Linked DNA regions of Homo sapiens: all the other regions are linked to region 2. A link is an interaction called in ENCODE POLR2A ChIA-PET data of the cell type or tissue named here. Cell type or tissue: OCI-LY7. All regions are shown on one strand. Region 1 overlaps TFDP2 (transcription factor Dp-2). Region 2 overlaps TFDP2 (transcription factor Dp-2). Region 3 overlaps TFDP2 (transcription factor Dp-2).

Region 1 (8,000 bases), 91 kb after region 2:
CACTACAAAATAATCCAAAGCTATAGAAGAGCACAAAGAAGAAAATAAAAATTACTCTAAATCTTACTATTGAAAGATAAGAACCTAATGATATTTGTACAGACACTTTCAGGTACATGTATATGCATAGATGTATATTTAAATGTAAAGGTATATATAGGAAAATGTACATAAGCAAGTCATATACATTATTCTGTTACTGCCAGTTTTCAAGATGTCCTATAAAGCCTTCCATAAAAAAATTCTTTCAATAAAAAAATTATATATGCTCATAAGAAAAAAAAACTCAACAGTGCAGAAGAAAATACAATACAAAGCAAGTCTTCCTTAATTCCTGCCCCTCCACTTCCACTACAATTCTAACTAGCAGATGAATACCATTAACAGAATTCACTGACATTTATATTTGTGTTCTTATATATATTCTTTTAAAAACATTTAAATTATAGATACATGAAAACATTCTGGTTATTAAAAAGTCCATACAGATAAAGAAAATCTCCGCATCTGAACACCTCAAATATCATTTCTAAACTTCATTGTTATCAGTTTGGTAAATATCCTTGCACAGAGCTCATTCCACGCATTTTCTTTTTTTTTTTTTTTTTTTCTGAGACAGAGTCCCGCTCTCTCGCTCAGGCTGGAGTGCAGTGGCGCGATCTCGGCTCACTGCAAGCTCCACCTCCCGGATTCACGCCATTCTCCTGCCTCAGCCTCCTGAGTAGCTGGGACTACAGGCGCCCACGACTGCACCTGGCTAATTTTTTGTATTTTTAGTAGAGACGGGGTTTCACCGTGTTAGCCAGGATGGTCTCGATCTCCTGACCTCGTGATCCGCCGGCCTCGGCCTCCCAAAGTACTGGGATTACAGGCGTGAGCCACCGCGCCCGGCCCATTCCATGCATTTTCATATAAGTACCTGCATGTAGAGAAATACACTTTTGTTGTTTTTAGTCTTTTTAAATTTTAGTCTTGTTCAATAGTATCATACTATGATGTTGTTTTTTTCATTTAACAATGATAGATTTACTATTGCTGTTAAATGTTACAATAGTGCTACCTTCTTGCAGTAACAGAACAGTTTTGTATCTTGATTGTGGTGGTGGCTATACGAATCTATACATCTAATAACATGTCACAGAACTATACACAAAGACACACCAAAAAATGGGCACATGCAAAAACTAGTGAAATCCAAGTAGGATCTGTAGTCCAGTCAATTATATTGTACCAATGTCAATTTCCTGATTTGGCCAATGTACTACAATTACATAAGATGTTACCACTTGGGGGAAGTTGGGCTACGGGTAAATGGGATTTCTCTGTATTCATTTTGCAACTTTTTTTTTTTTTTTCTTGAGACAGGGTCTTGCTCTGTCACCCAGGCTGGAATGCAGTGGTGCAATCACAGCTCATTGCAACTTCAAACTCCTGGGCTCAAGCAATCCTCCCGCCTTAACTCCCAAGTAGCTGGGTATACAGGCATATACCCTAACACTGGGCTAATTTTTAAAATTTTTGGTAGAGATAGAGTCTCACTATGTAGCCGAGGCTGGTCTTGAACTCCTGTCCTCAAGTGATCCTCCCAACTCAGCCTTCCAAAGTGCTGGGATCACAGGTGTGAGCCAGAGTCCAGCCACTGGTATTCTCTTAAGAGGAAAAAAGAAACAAGAGATGCAGACAGAGGGAAGAAGGCAGTTTCCTAGACAGAGGCAGAGATTGGAATTATGTGGCCACAGCCAAGGAATGCCCAGGGCTACCAGAAACTGGAAGAAGCAATAAAGGATCCTCTCCTAGAGGCTTTACAGGGAGCACGGCCCTGCTGACAAATTGATTGCAGACTTGCAGCATACAGAACTGTAGGAAATAAGTTTCTGTTGTTTTAAGCCACCCAGTTTGTGGCATTTTGTTATGGTGGTCCTAGGAAAGTAACACAATGGGTTTTGCACACTATTATAGTTACACCTAGGTATTTTATTTTTTGGTTTTGAGTTTTTTCTCTGTTTCCTTTTTGCTGTTGTTCCTGTAACTTATGGGGTTCTCCATTATATTTTCCTAGCTGTATGCATATAAGTTACGTTTTTCTTTTTACTAATTTTATATTCCATTACACAACTTAATTCTTTTACTGCTTAAAGTAATTTTACTGTAAGTTCAGTTGACTCTTGGATTTTTCAGGTGTAAAATTAGTCATCTGGAAAAGGATTTTTTTTTTGAGACAGAGTCTCGTTCTGTTGCCCAGGCTGGAGTGCGATGGTGTGATCTTGGCTCACTGCAACCTTAGCCTCACAAGCTCAAGCGATTCTCCTGCCTCAGCCTCCCAAGTAGCTGGGATTACAGGTGTGCACCACCACCCCTGGCTAATTTGGTATTTTTAGTAGAGACGAGGTTGCACCATGTTAGCCAAGCTGGTCTCGAACTCCTGACCTCAAGTGATCTGCCCGCCTCCACCTCCCAAATTGCTGGGATTACAGGCATGAGCCACTGCACCCGGCCCGAAAAAGATTTTTGAACCTTTCCAGGTTTGTAGAACAATGGAGGTAATCTGACTCCAATTCTCCTCCTCACCTTCCCTGAACAAACATAAAATAAACCACAAGAATTTTTAAAACCCACAAAGGATCTAGGCCATCAACATTAGCACTGCTAGGAGACAGAAAACACAGCAACCTTCAAATTACCTATAAGTCAAGCAGAAAAAAAAAAAAAGCAGCAAATAGCAAAAGAAACCCCACTTCCTTACCTCTGCAAGCCTGTGGATGTATAGGGAGAGTGAAGGGAGGTGAAAAAGACTCTGTGAGAAAGAGCAGAGGGGCAAAGGGGATTTGCAAAAAGCACAGACAAAACCAGCCCCAGAAAGAGAGTTAAACAATAAATACAAAAATGCTAAACAGAGGTTAGGAGGTTAGGACTTGATAGCTAATAGACCTGGTGAAGTGTGTCTTGTGTCTAGAAACTTCTGGACCAGAAGCAGCAGCCTCCTAGAAACAGTGCTTCTGGGGGAGAACCAGGTATACATATATAAAGAAGCGCTTTCTCTTGTAAACAAGGTAATGAATGAAAAAAACAGGCGATAAGAGGAGGAAATTAGGCCAGGCACAGTGGCTCACGCCTGTAATCCCAGCACTTTGGGAGGCTGAGGGAGGTGGATCACTTGAGGTCAGGAGTTCGAGACCAGCCTGGCCAACATGGTGAAACCCCGTCTCTACAAAAATATACAGAAATTAGCCGGGTGTGGTGGCATGCGCCTGTAATCCCAGCTACTCGGGAGGCTGAGGCAAAAGAATCCCTTGAACCCGGGAGGCGGAGGTTGCAGTGAGGTGAGATCGCACCACTGCACTCCAGCCTGGGTGACAGAGTGAGACCTTGTCTCAAAAGAAGAAAAGGCAAGGGGCTGGGGGGAGGATTAAAGAGCTTGCAGAAACAAAATATTAATAGAATCAAGGAACAACTCTTCCTCTCCCCCTTTTCTTACCATCATCACTACAAATTCAGAAAAGAACCTTCACAAAAGAGAGCACACTGGCAGAAGAAGCACTCTCAAATTAGGAACTCTGTCCACAAAATGATTAAAAACAAACAAGCAGACCATATGCATACAAATGTACTGCAAAGTCAGAAAATACAAACAAAAGCTTTTCTGCTGATGATTTTCTCCATAAAAACAAACCGTGAGGTTGAAAAACAACTGTAACACAATCCTCTGAACTGGATTAAATATTTTAAACAAGAATTTGAGGATATGAAGAAGACCTTGAATCGGAAGTACAAAAACTAAGTACCAAAATGGACAAAAACAGAAAGAAATGAGTAAGAGCTGATTAAAGAAATAGAAAGAAACAAACAAAAGGAACATCATATAAGAAATGAAAGTTAAATTATTAAATTATTTTTTATTTTGCTTTACTTTGGCATTGAACCAAAAATAAAAACTAAATTATAAGGTATGTAGAAAGAACAGACTGAACGAAAACTTAATAAAAGACACTGAACAAAGAGCAAGAAAATAATGAAGAAAATAAAATTTTAAAAAAAACAGAGAGAAATTGATTGAAATGAATGATAGGCAAAGGAGGTTGAACATTAGTATTACTGGTGTCCCTAATTAAAAAAATCAAAACAATGGAACAGAACTAATATTAAAAGTACATTCTGGCTGGGTGCAGTGGCTCACGCCTGTAATCCCAACACTTTGGGAGGTCGAGACAGGTGGATCACTTGAGGCCAGGAGTTTGACACCAGCTGACCAACATGGTGAAACCCATCTCCACTAAAAATACAAAAAAACTAACTGGGTGTAGTGGCAGGCGCCTGTAATCCCAGCTACCTGGGTGGCTGAGGCATGAGAACAGCTTGAACCCAGAAGGTAGAGGTTGCAGTGAGCCAAGATTGCGCCACTGTACTCCAGACTGGGTGAAAGAGCAAGACACTGTTTCAAAAAAAAAAAGTACATTCCAAGAAAACATTCCAGAAATAAAATACTTGAATCTATACAATGAAAGATCCTACCAGATATTTGAGAAAACTGACTCAGAATGATCAACTCTCACACATATCCTTATAAAATTATTTAAAGAAAAAACTCTCAGTGTATCCGAGCAAAAAGATAAATTATTTACAAAAGCAAAGGAATTAGACTAACATTGTATTTCTCAAAAATAACATACAAAGCAAGACAACAGTAGAACAGCACTTTCAAGAAACTTAAGGGAAAAAAATGTAAACCAAAGATATTATATCCTGCCAAGCTGTCCTTAGAGTTTCAAGGCCATCAAAAAACAGTTTGACTGCTGTGGAAAATAGAATGGCAATTCCTACAAAAATTAAATATAGAATTACCATTTGATCAACATAGAAAATATATTAAAGTAGCTGGGTGTGGTGGCACACACCTGTAGTCCCAGCTACTTGGGAGGCTGAGATGGGAGGATCATTACAGCCCAGGAGTTTGAGGCTGTACTACACAATGATTTTGCCTGTGAACAGTCACTGTGCTCCAACCTGGGCAATATAGCAACACCCTGTCTCTAAAACAAGAAAAAGAGACCGGGTGCAGCGGCTCACGCCTGTAATCCCAGCATTTTGGGAGGCCAAGGCAGGCGGATCACGAGGTCAGGAGTTCAAGACAAGCCTGGCCAGCATGGTGAAACCCTGTCTCTACTAAAAATACAAAAAATTAGCTGGGCATGGTGGTGCGCGCCTGTAGTCCCAGCTACTCGGGAGGCTGAGGCAGGAGAATTGTTTGAACCCGGCAGGCGGAGGTTGCAGTGAGCCGAGATTGCACCATTGCACTCCAGCCTGGGCGACAGAGCAAGACTCCATCGAAAAGAAAAAAAGAAAAGAAAAGAAAAAAGAAGGCTGGGCGTGGTGGCTCATGCCTGTAATCTCAGCACTTTGGGAGGCCGAGACGGGCAGATCACAAGGTCAGGAGATCAAGACCATCCTGGCCAACAGGGTGAAATCCTGTCTCTACTAAAAATACAAAAAATTAGCTGGGCTTGGTGGTGGGCGCCTGTAGTCCCAGCTACTCCAGAGGCTGAGGCAGAAGAATGGCGTGAACCCGAGAGGTGGAGCTTGCAGTGAGCCAAGATCGCGCCACTGCACTCCAACCTGGGCGACAGAGCCAGACTACGTCTCAAAAAAAAGAAAAAAAGAAAGAAAACATATCAATGATATAGTGTTACGTTTTCTTAACAGATAAATGCAATTATTCTAACATGAACAAGAAAAACTGAAAGATTCACATCAAGGGATGCAATCATTAGTAATAAGCATGAACCCATAAATTAGATAAACATGCCATTTACCAGCCAAGTCATCAGTAAAAAATATTTTATTAGTAATAGAATCAGGTGACTGAAATGTTGTAAGCAACTATCCAGCATGTTTGTCAAACTCTCCATATAGCTATTACACAGTATCTTTGCTTATAGCTTTTTCCTAAGATATTTTACTAATAAGATGTAAAGAGAACTGAGGTGGAGACCATGGCAGCTGAAGGTGCTGGGAAAACCTTTATAGCTAACTGTAGCAGTAGTACACTTGAAGGGGTTTCTGATGCCTCACCCAAGCAGCTGCAGTGATGGGAACAACCACTGTTCATAACCCCATGGCACTATTCATTCACTGTGCATATAACCCCTTTTTGGCATCAGAATTCTAAAGCTGCAACGACTGCTTTACCAGCAGCTCTGGGGTTATAGCAGACTAATTTATTTGGATTGTAGAACGGAAAATTAAATTCTCCCATGAGCTCATCAGACAGAGCCATCTGCAGATATTGGGAACTCAATGAAAGAGGCAGCTGCAAGCAGGAGACAGCAATAGTTTATGATGACAGAGAAAAGAACTAGACGTGTGTGTGCCAGCTTTAAGGTATGGATATTCACCAGGGAGATTTGTGAAAGACTCACATTGAATGAATTTTTAAAAAGTCAGAAGTTTTAACCAGCAACTGAGGGGTGATGGGGACTAATGAGAGTCAGGCTATTTATTTATTCAACAAACATTTAGTCAATGCCCATCATGTACCCAGCATTGTGCTCTACCCAAGAGACATAACGGAGTCCCACCCTTCAAGAAGTTCACAAACAAATGAGCAAGACAAATGCATACAGTATAACATGCTAAAATACTACGACACTAGACAGATATTCGGGGCACTATGGAAGCACAAAGGAACAGCTTCTAATTCAGCTAAAGGGTGGGAATCAGGTTCTAACTCGAGTTAAATTAGTAATAGAGATAATTAGTTAAAATTACAGAATTAAGAACTATGAGATGAAAATGCCATCAAACTAGAAGAGTTAACACAGAAACCTAAGCACTTTACGGTCAATCCAACTATTGTATTAAACCAGCTAAAGTGGCTTCTAATTCTTTTGTAAGCAGGTGAGCAAAGAAGAGGTCCTCCCTTGTGCTTCCATAGGCTATACAGATTGACTATACAGTTTAGAAGACTCTTTCAAGGAGTAGCATATGATTAGGATATGAAGTTTAAAAAAGGCTCACACCTGTAATCCCAGCACTTCTGGGATGCTGAGGCGGACGGAACACCTGAGGTCAGGAGTTCGAGACCAGCCTGACCAACACAGAGAAACCCTGTCTCTACTAAAAATACGAAGTTAAAAAAAAAAAAACTTCATTGTAGACATTTCTGAGGTTCTAGTCTGACCTAGGCAATCTAAAGAAGGGGAAAGAAAACACCTATCAGTTACAGCCACCTGTCTATTAAGACCTCAGAGAACAAGTTCAACCATGCCAACTTTCCCTCTGGTTAACGAGAAAACAGTGGAGATCTTCACACACTATGAGGATTCTCTTAAACCCTACTTTGGTAGGAAGTCAGCATAAAGGATCCTTGATCCCAAAGAACTAAAAACTCACTGATTTAAATGAAATAAATAAAAGGCATAATAGAATAATACAGACCAGAGTATCTTAAACTCAAGAAAATCCATAACATTATAACCAGGTCTACAGATACCAGTTTAAATAACAGTGCATCAAAAGTTTACCTGCTCACTTGGGTCCCACATAACGATAAATTCAGTGCAAACTTACACTATCTGTACTCTACCTACCACCAGAGACGGGGTCCTCACTGCCAACCAGCCAGCAAGAAACCTATCTCTAAAATCCCTATCTCTAAAATTTAGAAACCTATCTCTAAAATTTAGTCTGCTACCTAGGATCACTTCCAATACCAACTGTGTTAGAATCATTCCTCCAAAACAGATTCTGAGAGGGAGACTATCATGCAGAAAGTTTCCTGGGAAGTGCTCTGGGGAGATATACCTATAACAAGTGAAGGCAGCAGGATTGGACTTAGGGAAGAAATTGAACCAATGATATTGCAAATGGGGCCTCAGCTGATACAACATGGAGCTCCAGAGCCCTTTGGAGTTGTCCCAAATAGAGACAAGTTAGGTTGGATCTTATATCCAAGCAACACACAGTTACTGGCCACAGGGACACCTCTGGGAGGAAGCATAACCTTG
Region 2 (8,000 bases):
TATTAAAAATTTATCCATTAAAGATTTTTAAATTTTTTTTGAGACAGGGTCTTGCTCTGTTGCCTAGGCCGGAGTGCAGTGGCATGATCTCCACTCACTGCAGCCCTGACCTGGGCTCAAGGGATCCTCCCACCTCATTCTCCCGAGTAGCTGGGACCACAGGTGCGTGCCACCATGCCCAGTTAATTTTTGTATTTTTTGTAGAGACAGGATTTTGCCATGTGCCCAGGCTGGTCTTGAACTCCTGAGTTAAAGTGATCTGCCTACCTCTCCAGGTGCTGGGATTACAGGCATGTGCCACCATGCCCAGCCCATTAAAAGATTTTTGAGAACTTTTATAAATAAGTTCTACTGTGTCTACCTGGCACACAGTAAGTGCTCACTTAGTGGTCTGTTCATTTTTCTGTCAGAGAAATTGCCAAGAGTTGCCAAATTTTCACTACAAGTGAGCAAAGTGCCAAAACCAAAGTCCCCGGTTGATAGTCTCCAGCTTTAGAGTTACCATGTAAAAATTCATTTGAAAATTGGTTTCTTGAAACTTGGTAGAAAGAAACAACATAATTACATGACAGGTTCCTGGATCAGTTCACAAAACATAGTTAATTCATAATATACTCAAAGCACCATACTCATACTGGTCTACCTGCTCCTCAACAATGTAAAAGGTTTTCTCTTCAGAGAAATATAGGCATCAGGCACATCTCCCCTCTTACTCCACTCCAGAGATGAGAAATTTCAAGGTGGCTGTTATTTCTAGTTGCATATGTATATATAAGGCAGAAAAAAAAGGCTAAATCATTGACCTCTCTGGGTATTCTGAATCGGGTTACAATAAATAGGTAAGGCTCAGGTTCCTCTAAGACCTCAGTTTTGTGATAAAGAGTTCATACATAAAGCAAGAACTTCAGGTACTCCTGAAGTCTTCTTTCAGTATACATTTTAAATATTTAATTTAAGACCGGGTGCAATGGCTCATGCCTGTAATCCCAGCACTTTGGGAGGTCGAGGCCAGAGGATCACCTGAGGTCAGGAGTTCGAGACCAGCCTGGCCAACATGGTGAAATCCCGTTTCTACTAAAAATACAAAAATTAGCCGGGTTTGGTGGCGGGCGCCTGTAATCTCAGCTACTCGGGAGGCTGAGGCAGGAGAATTGCTTGAACCCGGGAAGCACAGGTTACAGTGAGCTGAGATTGTGCCACTGCACTCCAGCCCAGGCGACAACAGCGAGACTCTGTCTCAAAGAAAAAAAAAAAAAGATTTAATTTAATATTTAAATTGATTATGACTGGAAGTATTTACTAGAAATTAAAGACAATTAAGGAATTACCTCTAAATGGCAGATGAATTAGGAAAGTTTTTGTTTGTTTTTTCCTTCAGACACTCCCAACCAATTTCCAGGTAACAAACTTGAATGGTTTGGTTTCTCATAGAGTATAAATCAACAATATAATATAGAAAATTATACTCTCTATGTTCTATACTCCATATATGCTAAAACTAATGTGCTCTTCTCAACCATAATTTGACCACACATTCAATAATTCCAAGATAATTTACACATACAGAGGCAGTGGGAATTCATCTTAAAATAATTCAACTGATTTTGGTCTTCATTTCTCAATTTGAAGGGCTAGGAGTCCAAACTATGTCCTTGTTGCTGTTGCTGATACTGTTTTCCTTGTTAAGTAACTTATTGTCATGTCTACATTTATAATTGTAAGTGATACACATTTTTTATAATCACAATCTATGATGCTGTCACAGTTATGTATTACATGTGGAGTGACCAACTTTTTTTTAAGCCTGTCTATTCCATCAAAATTTCTGTTCTTTGATCAGAATTGTAAAAAAAGTTCTTTAGGCAAATCTATAGTTTGTAAATCCATTTTAAAGTCCATGTAAATTGTTTTACTTATTTTAGAGAGAAAAAACCTCAACCATTACATGTTGCTATTCCTTAAGATAAGCAAAATGTACATAGATAAGTTTTAGAATCTGAATCTTAATTGAAATAATGATTCAATAAACTTCAAAGGCCAGGCGTGTGGGCGCATGCCTGTAATCCCAGCTACTTGGGGGGCTGAGGAAGGAGAATCGCTTGAACCCAGGAGGCAGAGGTTGCAGTGAGCCGAGATCACACCATTGCACTCCAGCCTGGGCAACAAGAGCGAAACTCCATCTCAAAAAACAAACAAACTTCAAAATCTCTAAATTTGGTCATCATTATTTGAAGAAAAGAAAATCTTCTGGCCGGCGCAGTGGCTCACGCCCATAATCCCAGCACTCTGGGAGGCCGAGGTAGGCGGATCTCAAGGTCGGGAGATCGAGACCATCAGGCCGAGGTGGGCAGATCACGAGGTCAGGAGATTGAGACCATCCTGGCTAACATGATGAAACCCCATCTCTACTAAAAATACAAAAAATTAGCTGAGCGTGGTGGTGGACGCCTGTAGTCCCAGCTACTGGGGAGGCTGAGGCAGGTGAATGGTGTGAACCTGGGACGCAGAGCTTGCAGCGAGATTCCGTCTCAAAAAAACAAAAAAACAACAAAAAAAAACAACAAAAAAATAACTTCAGGTAAGCCCACAGATCTTAGCTAACAGCAAGAGGAATTTTTAATAATCTGCTTGAATGTTGATATCTTTTCCAGCCTTCTCTCTCCTTAGGCCAATTATTTAGAAAACTGTATAATAATTAATCCATATGCAAATTTTAAACTATAGCTCAAAAACTTTATTGGCTACTGTAAATTACTACGAATTTTCCAGTGTAGGGTATGGCAAATATTGAATAAGTGCCTCATATGTGAAAGAGCTGGTGCTCAGCACTGATTTTTCAAGAGCAAACTTAAGAAATGAATAAAGTTGTAATGTGTATACACGCACATTATACAACAGCATAGGACTTCTTTGTGTTACTTGTAAAAGGAAAGGTTTTCACTTTCCTCATTATGAATTCCAAAAATTCAAAAACTGTTTTTCAAAATTTTGACTGCTTTCATTACACGCATAATGCTTCCACACTCTTCATTCCTACTCTTTTCAGCAGATAAACATTCTCCTCTTTCCATTAGCAACCAATCCAAGCTTATTATCTTTCTTTTTAGAGGCAAACTGCAACATATCATTTCAATTAAACCCAAAATATTACTCCCATATTTCTTATGCAAAGGTCTTAGGAATAAGCCTCAGCTTCTCACAGAAGATGAAATCATCTATCAACATATGTAACTGATGTTTCTCATTTTATTTTCATTTTGAGATTTTGTACCTACTGTCTAGTGATAAACTTTTGCAACTGTTTCCTCTATATTTTAGATGGCTTAGGCTTTAAAAAAATGGTCTATATGATTTAATTATCAATTTTTTCCTTAAGTGAAGTTCAACAGAATTAATTTTCTCACATTTTCATTAATTATACAGGCTACAGGCAATATTTAAAGTTTTTTTTTAAATATTGGGTATGTTACTCATTTTGTTACTCTATGACTTTCAATTCCTGAATATAAAATAATAAATTTTAAATGACTAAATTTTATTTATTCACTGATTAAATCAGATTTATGACCTCCTCTCTCCATTCCAGCTACTCTGAGTTTTGAATGAAACAACCTCAATTGTAACAGAAGAAACATCTGTTGCTTTTTTTCTTCACCAGGGCTTTCCTAACTGAAAGAAGAAAGACTCTCTGCCTGACCTCCTCTCCCTCTCCCTCTCCCTCTCCCACTCCCGCTCCCCACCCACACTAAGTTCCTTAAAACTTTTTTAAGTAAATGTATTATTTAAAATTTCACTGTATCTATTAAAAACATCATAGTTTAGAAACATTCACTTCCTTATTGAACTTCAAAGAATGACTAAATGCTATTATATATCAAAAAATAAGACGTGTCTAATAGAATATACGTTGTAACTAAAATGCAAACTTCAAGGGTATAATTGAAATGATCAATTCAATCAAGTTGTCATATATTCCGGGGTCATTAAGAATTGTTTAGGGGTAAGATTTTCTTCACAGTATCCAGATTCATATAGCATCTTGTATGCTATATTTTCTTTGCCAGTCCAAGGCTAACATAATGGCAGTCACTACCCCAAGAGGCAGACACCAAATGGTGCCACCCACACTCTCACACTGTGCCTCATAATAAACCATAAAGCAGTGGAATGCACCGGCCCCTTTATGAGCAAACAATGCCTAAGCTTCATTAGAATACAGCTGACATTTTCAAAGCACAAATACTTTTAAGAAAAATGTACTAGGGAAAAAAAGGAATGAAACAGCTATAAAAGCTGAAATATTTTTCAAGTGTCAGGTTGATTTCCAAGGATCCTTGGGAAGTATATTTTGCTGTTGGCAATTTAAAAGTTTTCGTAAGTGGAAAAAATGTTTAGTTAAGGGCAAAGCTTATTTTATTAACTACTGGGGAAAAAAATGAAAGTAAAAACTATCCTTTGAATTGCTTTCACAAGTAATAACCATGAAGTACCTTTAAAATTACTGATTTCCTCAACTGCTGCTTTAGTTCCTGAATTAAGAAAACTGAGCTCCAGAATTATTTTCACATTTTAATTAATTTATATAAGTAACTGAGTAATAAACTAATTCTTCCCCTCCCCCCCCACCCCAACCCCCATACATAACCCTGTAGTTTTTCTGTCTGCAACAAGCAAGGACGTCTTGAAATCAGCGTGCTCCTGGCTATTTATCAATTTAATATTGCTGCTGCTTAAAGAATATAAAATAAGAGCTGTAAAAACTCACCCAGCAGTGAGAAACAAACTGATCTCTCTTACCTGGTCTAAGGAAGCATGCCTCTCACTGCAGTACCAACAACATTCTACAGTCTTTGTTACCATTCAGTGGAAACTTGAGACTGTGTCAGACGTAAGCAATCGAGCTCAGAAAAGCTCAATTTAAAATACTTCTCAGTAAAACTAAAAAGATGCTCAAGAAAACTGTTTAGTTAACTGGCTTTCAAAAGACATATGAATACTGTTTACAACAAAGACATCTCAAAAGAAATTGAAAAGTGCAGGTCTTAGATGAAGGGGCTTTTCTATGTAGAACCTTGTTTTCTTATTAAATTAAAAGGATATTTTTATTTTAAAAAATGCTTAAAGTACACACTTGATCTTAGCCAAAAGGCCGAGAAGCAATAAAAATGCTTAAAGTAAAAAGGGTGAAATAACTACAAGTTAACATTTTTCTAAATATCACTTGCCTTTTAACTAACTTAAAAAATAAGATTAAACTTACTCGTGAAACCTGCATAATTTGAATTATACATATCAGAGTATCTGCTGGCTCCAAAGCAGTCACAAAGCAGGAGACTTAATGCATCTTGAAAGCAGAGCAAAAGCACCACGAGTTTCAGGGGGAAAAGAGGAGGAGAAACTCTTGAAAAACTGGTCGGGGCTTTTTGAACCTGTAATAACTGTCCAGCTCTTGTGGGAGGAAAAAAATGTCCCAGTCCTGCCCCGAGATAGGAGGCTATGCTTCAATGCCAAAATGAATGACAGGCCCATTTCTGATATCAACAAAGAGCAGCTTAGTTGTGCTTTTTTTTTTTTTCCACTTTCCCACACAGAAGTTCTAAAATTTCCAGGTTAGTCCCTTTATAGCTAGGGTTAAGTACCTTTCTCCATTTTCTCAAGAGGGAACTCAATTATGTTGTCCTGGTTTTTTTTTAAATGACTAATTAAATATACATACCTAATCATCTTACTTAGTTTTCCTAGGCAGGAAGCTGAACAAAAGATGACCTCTTAGGTTCCTTTCCAAATCTATTCTTTTCAATATCAGATAACCATATGACTGTCAATATTAATAAGCTTTTCCAGCATCCTGATGTATGGCACAAGTAGAAACAAAAAGCAAGGTAACATTAAAAACAAAGCAACTGAGATAAAATTTTCAACTAGCAAGATGTAAAGATAATTTACCAAGGTATGTGTTTGATTACAGAAATTCAAAACAAACACTCCAATCAACAACATATATTTGCTGAATACTTATTATGAGCCGAGCACTATTTTGGGCCCTGGAGATACAGTAGTGAATGCAACAGACAAAAGCCAAACAAAAAATCTCTGTCTTTCGTGAGCTTAGTTTATTTCAGTTCACTCTAAGTACAACTCTCCTAGATGACTAAGGTACTTTTCCTTCGTTGACTAGTTATCACCTATTCTGAAATATTCCCCTTGGAAAGTATGTCTTGACAACAGCTCCAGGAGACGCTGTAAAGTATTTGGTGCTCCGTTCAGTGTTGTATCACCAGTGTCTAAAACAGTGTCTGTTAGACACTCAAATACATATTGAATCAAATAGATCAGAGAGCTTCTTCTTACTCAAAATTTTCCTTTGCCAACACATATTATACTTACATGCATACAGAGATATGACAACAATAATACAATACAGGGTGTAAATTAAACTGGGTTGTAAACACGTGTTAGTATAAACAAAACTGAAAATACAACCTATATGGCCCTCTATCTTTCCAGATTCTACAATAAAATCTGTTTTCACTACTGGATGTGAGGTCAGTATAATATCTGAGTAAATAAATCACATAAAATTCTATAAAGTAAGTTTTTGTGGACAGTCAGATTTCAGAGGAGTTTTGAAAGAAAAAAGAAACTTGGAAATTACACAGAATCTGATCAGTTTGGTATATTAAAATCTTACATGTTTATATTCATTTACATTCCCACATTTGGAAACAATTTTAAACTCCCCATCCTGCTTTGCACCATTCTTGATCATCTTACCAGATGACGCTTCTTACAGAGAAAATAAGTGTACACCTTTAACCTGTCAGATCAGCTAGAAGTGCTCACCTGTGTCACCCAAGGCCAGAATATTCAGGGGCTAGATATGGTCACACCTACTCTGTTATAGTCTTAAAACAAAAGGAAATTAAACATCCAAGTACTCAAGTATATTCCCGTGTTCTCTTTTTTTTTTTTTTTTTTTGAGACGGAGTCTCGCTCTGTCGCCCAGGCTGGAGTGCAGTGGCGCGATCTCGGCTCACTGCAAGCTCCGCCTCCCGGGTTCACGCCATTCTCCTGCCTCAGCCTCCCAAGTAGCTGGGACTACAGGCGCCCGCCACTACGCCCGGCTAATTTTTTGTATTTTTAGTAGAGACAGGGTTTCACCGTTTTAGCCGGGATGGTCTCGATCTCCTGACCTCGTGATCCGCCCGCCTCGGCCTCCCAAAGTGCTGGGATTACAGGCGTGAGCCACCGCGCCCGGCGTATTCCCGTGTTCTCTAAATAGGAGAGCACCCCCCCGGCCCTCCAATTGTCCAGAGCTAGACAACAATTACAAGTTAAAATATAAACTATTTAGTGTATGTTTTAACAATAAACCTAACAGCAACCCAAGGTCAGAAAGATGTGATAACTGAGGTCAAGTGACAAATAAAATAAGGTGGGGCCAAAGTAGGATTCTACTGTTCTTGCAGAATGAATTTTCCTTTTCCCATTCCTTCCTTCAATAAATACTGAGCACCTATTATGTATCAGGCACTGAGCTGGGCAACAAATTGACCTGTTACCTACTGTCTACTCCACAGATCTGACCTTCAGCCAATCTATTCCTTCAAGTTTCCTTCTCCATGCTTGCCTTCCTTTCCAGAGCCTTTTCTCTGGTCTCAAATTCTTTACTCATACTACACCCCTTCAATCTGCTCTGATGTCTTTCTTGGCACGTAGCATAATCACTACCTTTTATGTTCTTCTGCAAGTGTATGACACAGTGTGGGGAAAGTAATAAGACTTCCCACTCAGATGATAAAAATGCAGATTATATAGGTTGTGTCAAACAATTTCTCCTTAATCTTATGTAGAAAATCCATTTAAACATCATTAATTACAACTACTGATTATCTGGAAAACACCAAAGGTAGCTGGACATTCTCCTAGGTTTATAAACTGATTTATTTGGACTGGAGTTTGTGACATTTATTGGCAATCTGCCCAAATATTAAGCCCAT
Region 3 (8,000 bases), 68 kb after region 2:
ATGCCACTGCACTCCAGCCTGGGCAACAGAGTGAGACTCTGCCACCAAAAAAAAAATAAATAAAATAAGCTAGACATTTTTATATTGGAATATAGATGTCTCTAGCCTGCTCTCTAGAACAGTGGTCCCCAACCTTTTTTGGTACCAGGGACCAGTTTCGTGGAAGACAATTTTTCCATGGATGGGGGTGGAGAGAGATGGATGGTTTCAGGATGAAACTGTTCCACCTCAGATAATCAGGCATTAAATTCTCTAAAGGACTGCACAACCCAGATCCCTCCCATGTGCAGTTCACAATAGGGTTCGCCCTCCTATGAGAATCTAATGCTCACTTGCTGGCCGCTCACCTTCTGCTATGCAGCCTGGTTCCTAACAGGCCATGAGCTCACAGCCTGGGAATTGGGGACCTCTGCTCTAGAGTACGTCTCCCACCTTAGACATAAACCCTTTAAGGAAGCTGATGTTTCTCTCATAGCTATTTGTATTGTAATAGATCTTTTTCCTACAGTTTATAATGAAAAATTTCAAATACACACAAAAGAGAAAGGAAAGGAATAATGAAACCCCACAGAAATATTACCTAACTTAAACAAATAATCAACTTAAGACAATATTGTTTTATCTATAATACCACCCACTTTACCCTCCTTCTCCTAGTGGATTATTTTGAAGCCAATTCCAGACATCATATAATTTCATCCGTAGACATTTCAGCATGTATCTCTATATACCACAAGATATTGTTCAAAGAGACATATTGAAAGATACTGCTGGTTCCTGTGTAAGTTCTTGTACTGGTGGGTCAGAATACTTTTTTTTCTTTTGAGACAAGGTCTCATTCTGTCACCCAGGCTGGAGTACAGTGGCATGATTATGGCTCACTGCAGCCTCAACCTTCCAGGCTCAAGCAATCCTCCTACACTGGCCTCCTGAATAGCTGGGACTACAGGTACACATCACCATGCCCGGCTAAGTTTTTGTAAAGACAGAGTCTCACTATGTTACCCAGGCTGGTCTCAAACTCCTGGGCTCAAGTGATCCTTCTGCCTCGGCCTCCCAAAGTGCTGGGATTACAGGTGTGAGCCACTGCACCAAGCCAGTGGGCCAGATTTCTGATATAAGCATTCTTCCAGTAAGACATATATTAGTCAAAGAAATACACACATACACACGTATATAAAATATACAAAACACATATATACGTATTTTCTCTACTGTACTTCCTTACAACTTAAACCATTTGAAAGTAGGATTGTCAAACAAGAAAATCAAGAAAAAAGTGGTCTGAACAGTTTCAATTGTAATAAGATCATTGATAAGGGATCTTAGAGATCTCTTAGGAAAGAGAAAAATCACACACAAAAATCCTCCGTCTGTCAGAGGTAAATGACTTTCATACAGCACAAGTTATGTGGCATGGAACAACGTGCTAATATCATAAAATTATTATACATAAAGTAATTCATGTAGCTGCATATTTTACAAAACAAATGCAATAAAACTAACTTAATTCAGAAAAATTTTATTCAATAATCCTTACCTTTTGTTGGACTGAGATTCTGATCTATAAATCCTCTTACTTCTGCATTTGTGGAAGTCAAACCAACCTGAATAAAACCGTTTAAAAAGTTAAAAATAGAATATTAAGTAGTATGTGTTCACTTAACAAGCTATTTTATATCTTCCATCAGACATCCATATCAAATATATATAGCCACATCAAATGAATTAATTATATTAACCACAGGAGTATTATTTTAAAATGAAATGTTGACATATTATTTAAAAGGGGAAGAATATTGCCTGTAGTCCCAACTACTTGGGAGGCTGAGGTCGGAGGATTGCTTGAGCCTGGGAGGCAGAGGTGTTGCAGTGAGCTGAGATCATGCCACTGCACTCCAGCCTGGATGACAGAGTGAGACCCTGTCTCAAAAAAAAAAAAGGTGAGGGGAATATGAATTGTCCAGCTTAAGATAAAAATTAATGAAATACTATTACTTATGAGCAGAACTGAGATTTTACAGATTTTACTGACAGTTCTTTGAAAGCAAGTAAGTAATGTGGCAGCCATGAAGTTGCCAATAGATATTTCAAAATTCCATCCCCACTGTTGCCCTTAATTTGTACTATTCTTAATCACTATCTAAAATGCTTTCAATACTATGACATGTGAGGAATCAAATAAAGACCATTAATACCACAATGCAGAAGTAAAATACATTGGCCTTAAGTCCAACTGCTTGGATTCATATTCTGGACCATCAAGCCTACTAGGGGTTTGGCCTTGGTCAAGTCATGCATTTCCTCATCTGTAAATTGGAGGGTGATACCAGTACTTAGCAATTCAGGTTGTTATAAAGACTAAATGAGATAATTCATGTAAAGCATATAGCACAGGATTTGGCACATACTGCTCAATCCATGTCAGCATACGTTACTGTCAGTATTATACTTGAGGGACTACCCACAGCAAGTATTTATGAATTCACTTTTAGATAATTTATTTCATTTAAGGTAATATCCACTACACTACTTGGCATCACAGAGCTGAATACAGGAATATCATCAAACAGAATATCAGAAATATATTACAAAGCCTGGAGGAAAAAAAACCCTCAATTTTTGAAAACTTGGCAGAACGCAAACATCCAAAAATTGGCTCTATTATTACTATCAAATACTTTTTGTAAGCATTGAAGATTTGTAACCTTGAAACATTACAATTTTGTTACATTACACTAACTTGTAACATCACAAGTTTGTGGTATGATACCTCAAACTGTACTTTTTTTTTTTTTTTTGAGATGGCGTTTCACTCTTGTGGCCCAGGCTGGAGTGCAATGGCACCATCTTGGCTCACTGCAACCTCCGCCTCCCGGGTTCAAGTGATTCTCCTGCCTCAGCCTCCCAGGTAGCTGGGATTACAGGCACCTGCCACCACGCCCAGCTAATTTTTGTATTTTTAGTAGAGAAGGGGTTTCACCATGTTGGCCAGGCTGGTCTCGAACTCCTGACCTCAAGTGATCTGCCCACCGTAGCTTCCCAAAGTGCTGGGATTACAGGCATCAGTCACCACGCCCAGCCCTCAAACTATACTTTCAAGACACTACCACATGGAAAGGATTTTTTAACCCCTTTACTGAGATATCATTGATATATAAAAATGGCATACACTTAAGGTGTACATCTTGATGTTTTGATATATGTATACATTGTAAAATGATCACCACAGTCAAGCTGACATATCCATTACCTCTATATAGCTATTATTGTGTATATGTGTGTTGCGAAGATTCAATTTAAGATCTATCCTTTTAGCAAATTACAAGCACACAATACAGTACTATTAATTATCATCACTGTGCAGCACATCAGATCTCCAGCAATCTGAAAAGATTTTAAAGCACACAAAGCTTTATAACTTTATAACTATCCACTTATTGTTCTAAACACTGACTACTTATATTTTTCTTCTTCTTTTTTTTTTCAGATGGAGTTTCGTTTTTGTTGCTCAGGCTGGAGTGCAGTGGCACAATCTCGGCTTACTGTAACCTCTGCGTCCCGGGTTCAAGCAATTCTCCTGCCTCAACCTCCCAAGTAGCTGGGATTACAGGCGTCCACCACCACGCCCAGCTAATTATGTATTTTCAGTAGAGACAGGGTTTCACCATGTTGGTCAGGCTGGTCTCAAACTCCTGTCCTCAAGTGATCCACCCGTCTTGGCCTCCCAAAGTACTGGGATTACAGGCGTGAGCCACCACGCCTGGCTGTATTTATATTTTTCATAAGCAATTATTTGATAGTTTATAATATCAATGTAAGAGCTAATTATTTCATTATTTGATAATTCAATGCTCTACTAAGAATTCAAATGCTCTACTAATAGCTGTTTCTTTCTGTCAAGAAGTATGTTAGCAGTAATATTTTTACATATTTTTCATATCCTAACAAGTGATTTTGATGCAAATCTCTAGAATCTATCATCATCAAATTTTTATGACAGTAGCTGAGACTAAGTCATCTAGAAAATGGCCTCTTAATTCTATGTAGATAATAGTGCAGATACTTAACTTTGTCCAGCTTCTTATCACTTTTCAGTTAGAAATAAAGACAATACTTTCCAACAAAATTTGCAACAAATAACTATATGTTATGGCTCTTCAGTTGCTCACAAATAATGTTAAATATCCAACTTGTTGATTTGTTGAAGAGTTTATTGTGCCATTACTAATAACTCCCCCCTCCTTTTTAAACTCTTCTGCTATAGGAAGATGACAGAGGCAAAACTTGTTGGTGTTCTACTTTAAAAAGAAAGCAAAGAAGGCAAAGACAGCCTTTAATAAATTCCATGCTTGATACAATATAACCATTTAAATACATGTATTATAATAACTTCAAAAGGATCAGTTTATACCTTTTTGTTATTATACAACCTCAACTAAACCTCAAAAACCTCAACTAAAACCACATATTCATAATAGAGAGTTCAGTTACTGGGTTACCGTTATGCTTAAACACCTGCTCTTAATATCCAACTTCTGCAGAGTAAAACAGCCAACGAATGTGGAAACTTTTTAAGCAGCTGTACACCTGCATCTTAAGAACCAACAAATTGTACTCCAAAAAGATAAAAGTCAATTGTGAGTCCATACTGCATGCTAATCTTAGTCTCATAGATGGAGGGGAGGTGTTTGTATTTAAAGCTTATATATAAAACCAAAATATATTTAATTAAAACTTCAAAATATGTATTAATTTCTACTATCATAAACATTTTGTAAAGATTCAAAAAAACTGTATTATTTGAGAGTAGAAAAAGTTGGCTAGCGAAAGCATCCTAAAATATTAGCCATTCTTCCCTTATTCTACCTATTTAAAAAGGACTTATCTTTCAATGAACAAGAGAAAAAAGTGAACTCATATTTCATGTTAAATTCTTTGCCTAATCATGTCCTGAGGAAAATATGCTGAGTATTCCTCTCTTTTTTCTCAATTTTTAAAAATAAATTGTATTGTCTGTATTTAAGGTATAAAACATGATGTTATAAGATACATATATATAAAATGGTTACTATAGTGGGTATTCCAATGCTGTGTTGTGTACTATATAACCAGTCACTATGCGTTTACTGAATTCAAAGTATTTAAGTTCAATTTTTAAGAATCAGATCATATTGACTAATAATATTGTAATTTCATTGATATTCAACATTTCTGACTGACATAACATTACTGAAATGTTCAGAGTAAGATCATCTGTGCTCAGTTAAGCTCTACCTTTCACAGGCAAGGTGATCGTGGAACGGTCACTACAAAATGGGAATGATAGAACGTATGTGCAAGACAAACTAAAGAGCTCATAGGATCGAGTCAAATGATTATGTAAATTTATCTGTTAATTTGGCAAAAATATATCTATTAATATGCCAAAGCAATATTTAAGTGTGGGTTGTCATCCAAATGGCAATGGCTTCCAACACTTCAACCCTGACACAGACCATATGCAAAAGAGAAATGCAAATGACCAATAAACATACAGAATGTTAGTTTACTTAACTAGTAATCAGAGAAATGTAATAAATTGCACACCATTTTTTGCTGATTAAATTGGCAAAGATTTATAAACATATAAAAAGAAATGTCACTTTCATATACCACAAGTATATATATAAATCTGTGCAATCTTAGCAATATGAATCAAAAGCTCTAAAAAATTATACACACTTTGGCTCAGTAATTTCATAGAATTTTTCTTCTGGAGATAATATGATGAGTGAGCAAAAACAGACAAAATGTTCCAAAAAGGAAAAAAGCAGAAGTAACTTAATGGTCAATATTAGGAAACTGGTGTAATATCCATACAATAAATAACATAAAATAGCCACTTAGGCCAGGCACCATGGCTCATGCCTGTAATAGGAGCACCTAGGGAGGCTAAGGCAGGAAGATTGCTTGAGCCCAAGAGTTTGAGACCAGCCTTAAGGAACATAGTGAGATCCTGTCCCTACAAAGAAAAGAAGAAATTAAGTGGGCAAGGTGCCTGTAGTTCCGCTACTGGAGAGGCTGAGGTGGGAGCATCGCTTGAGCCCAGGAGGTGGAGGCTGCAGTGAGCCATGATCATGCCACTGCACTCCAGCCGGGGCAACAGAGCAAGACCCTGTCCCAAACTAAACTAAACTAAAATAGACACTTAAAATGATGTTCCAGAGATATCAAGATAAGAAAATGCATTCATCACAGAAATTAAATAGTAGCCAGGCACGGTGGCTCATGTCCATAAACCCAGCAATTTATAGTCCCTATTGCCCAGGCTAGAGTGTAGTGGCACGATCTCGGCTCACTGCAACCTCTGCCTCCCAGGTTCAAGTGATTATCTTGCCTCAGCCCCTCTGGCCCAAGTAGCTGGGATTACAGGCACACTGCCACCACACCCAGCTAATTTTTGTATTTTTAGTAGAGATGGGGTTTTACCATGTTGGCCAGGCTGGTCTCGAACTCCTGACCTCAAGTATCGCCTGCCTTGGCCTCCCAAAGTGCTCGGATTACAGGCGTGAGCCATCGCGCTGGGCCAATGTCTATACATTTTGATTGCTACATATACAAATTTGTATACAAATCAGATATCTTCCTAAGCAAAATTTTGCTGACAGTCTCTAGGCTATTTTTTCTTTTCTTTATCTGTATTTTCTAATTTTTCCATAATGAGTATTACAGCCTACATGTTTTTCTTAAAGATTCATTGACAAGGCAAAAAAAAAAAACCCTCAAAAATTATATTTCAAATTATTTACTGTATTATTGCTTAAATTAGAACACAACTGCATTTTTGGTCTAGAAAAATATTACTGGATACTAGATACTATTTGATAGCAATTTCACCCCAGATACAATAAATATGTTGCCAGCTCCTCACCTCTTCCTTTTGCAAAGTGATCAATCCTACATCTCATGTAGTTCTAGTAAGACAATTAATCTTAGAGGCTCAAAGTGGGCTCATGACTCAAAGCCTGGCCACTTACCGTATCCCACTTCCATCTCCACGGAGTTTAAGCAAGGTCAACTCAAACTTCTCCGTAGATTTTGAAACATAAATACTAAAAAGGGGCCAGGTGCAGTGGCTCACACCTGTAATCCTAGCACTATGGGAGGCCAAGTCAGGCAGATCCCTTGAAGTCAGGGGTTTGAGACCAGCCTGGGCAACATAGCCAGACTCCATCTCTTTAAAACACAAAAGTTCTCTCTCTCCTTCTGAGACAAGTATTATGAGGCCAATGCAAGCCATTATGCCACCATACAGAAGGCCTAAAGATGGAAGAAGACAGACCCCTGACATCATCGTTTGATCCCTGGAATCTAGATGTGTTTGAAGCAGCCTCTAGACTTTTCAATTATATAAGTCAATACATTCCACTTTTTGTGTTAAGCTGTTTTGATAGGGTTTCGATCATTTGCAACTATAAGAGACCTAATAAAGCATGGATAAGACAAAAGTAACTCTTCACAAAAAAACTGTTGTCATCAGAGACATGTAAAATGAGAAAATTTAAAATGTACATATTTGAATACATGGTTAGTAATGCCTCTGTAAGAGGGCAATCTCTTCCCTATCTACAATCTCTTCTGTGTTTGTGAGTCACTTCTCAGTAACATGTGACACAATTGATCACTTCCCCTTGAAACACTTTCTTCACCTGGGCCTCCAGATCATCAGGATAACTCTTTTCTTCCTGTCTTTGCCCATTCTTTGAGTGTCCTTTATGGCTTCTCTTGCTTTCCACCTTTTTGTTGGAGAATCCCTGTGCTCAGACCTTGGTCCTTATATATTTGCTATCCATGCACTCACTATATGATCACATGTAGTCCCATTGCTTTACAATGATTTTAATATGAAATGACCCGGGCCAGGCGCGGTGGCTCACACTTATAATCCCAGCACTTTGGGAGGCTGAGGCAGGCAGATTACCTGAGGTCGGGAGTTTGAGACCAGCCTGACCAACATG

Evidence for each region. ChIA-PET counts read pairs that join two places held together with the same protein. Peaks named below come from ENCODE experiments on the same cell type or tissue, not always from the same donor. Only the 100,000 strongest peaks of a DNase experiment are listed, where the experiment ranks them.
Region 1: POLR2A ChIA-PET joins it to region 2 with 12 read pairs; 2 of 35 experiments call an interaction of 5 or more read pairs at or near these places.
Region 3: POLR2A ChIA-PET joins it to region 2 with 10 read pairs; 3 of 35 experiments call an interaction of 5 or more read pairs at or near these places.

The regions. Positions count from the first base shown.
Region 1 is chr3:142,114,725-142,122,724 of GRCh38, forward strand. All of the region lies in intron 1 of TFDP2 (transcription factor Dp-2), which reads right to left. Among named protein-coding and RNA genes, the nearest start is that of TFDP2, 31 kb to the right of the region's middle. In OCI-LY7, no CTCF peak of the experiment used is centred here; no DNase peak of the experiment used is centred here; H3K27ac peaks cover 888 bases.
Region 2 is chr3:142,023,782-142,031,781 of GRCh38, forward strand. The region is part of intron 3 of TFDP2 (transcription factor Dp-2); the gene reads right to left. Among named protein-coding and RNA genes, the nearest start is that of TFDP2, 120 kb to the right of the region's middle. RefSeq lists a silencer at 4,159-4,208 and enhancers at 4,595-5,096, 5,503-5,552. In OCI-LY7, no CTCF peak of the experiment used is centred here; DNase peaks (open chromatin) are centred at 3,650, 4,130, 4,880 and 5,460; H3K4me3 peaks cover 5,104 bases; H3K27ac peaks cover 5,923 bases.
Region 3 is chr3:142,091,521-142,099,520 of GRCh38, forward strand. It overlaps TFDP2 (transcription factor Dp-2), which reads right to left. Exons shown (of 13, transcript NM_001178139.2): 3 at 1,541-1,607. Among named protein-coding and RNA genes, the nearest start is that of TFDP2, 54 kb to the right of the region's middle. In OCI-LY7, no CTCF peak of the experiment used is centred here; DNase peaks (open chromatin) are centred at 4,521 and 7,641; H3K4me3 peaks cover 2,442 bases; H3K27ac peaks cover 7,975 bases.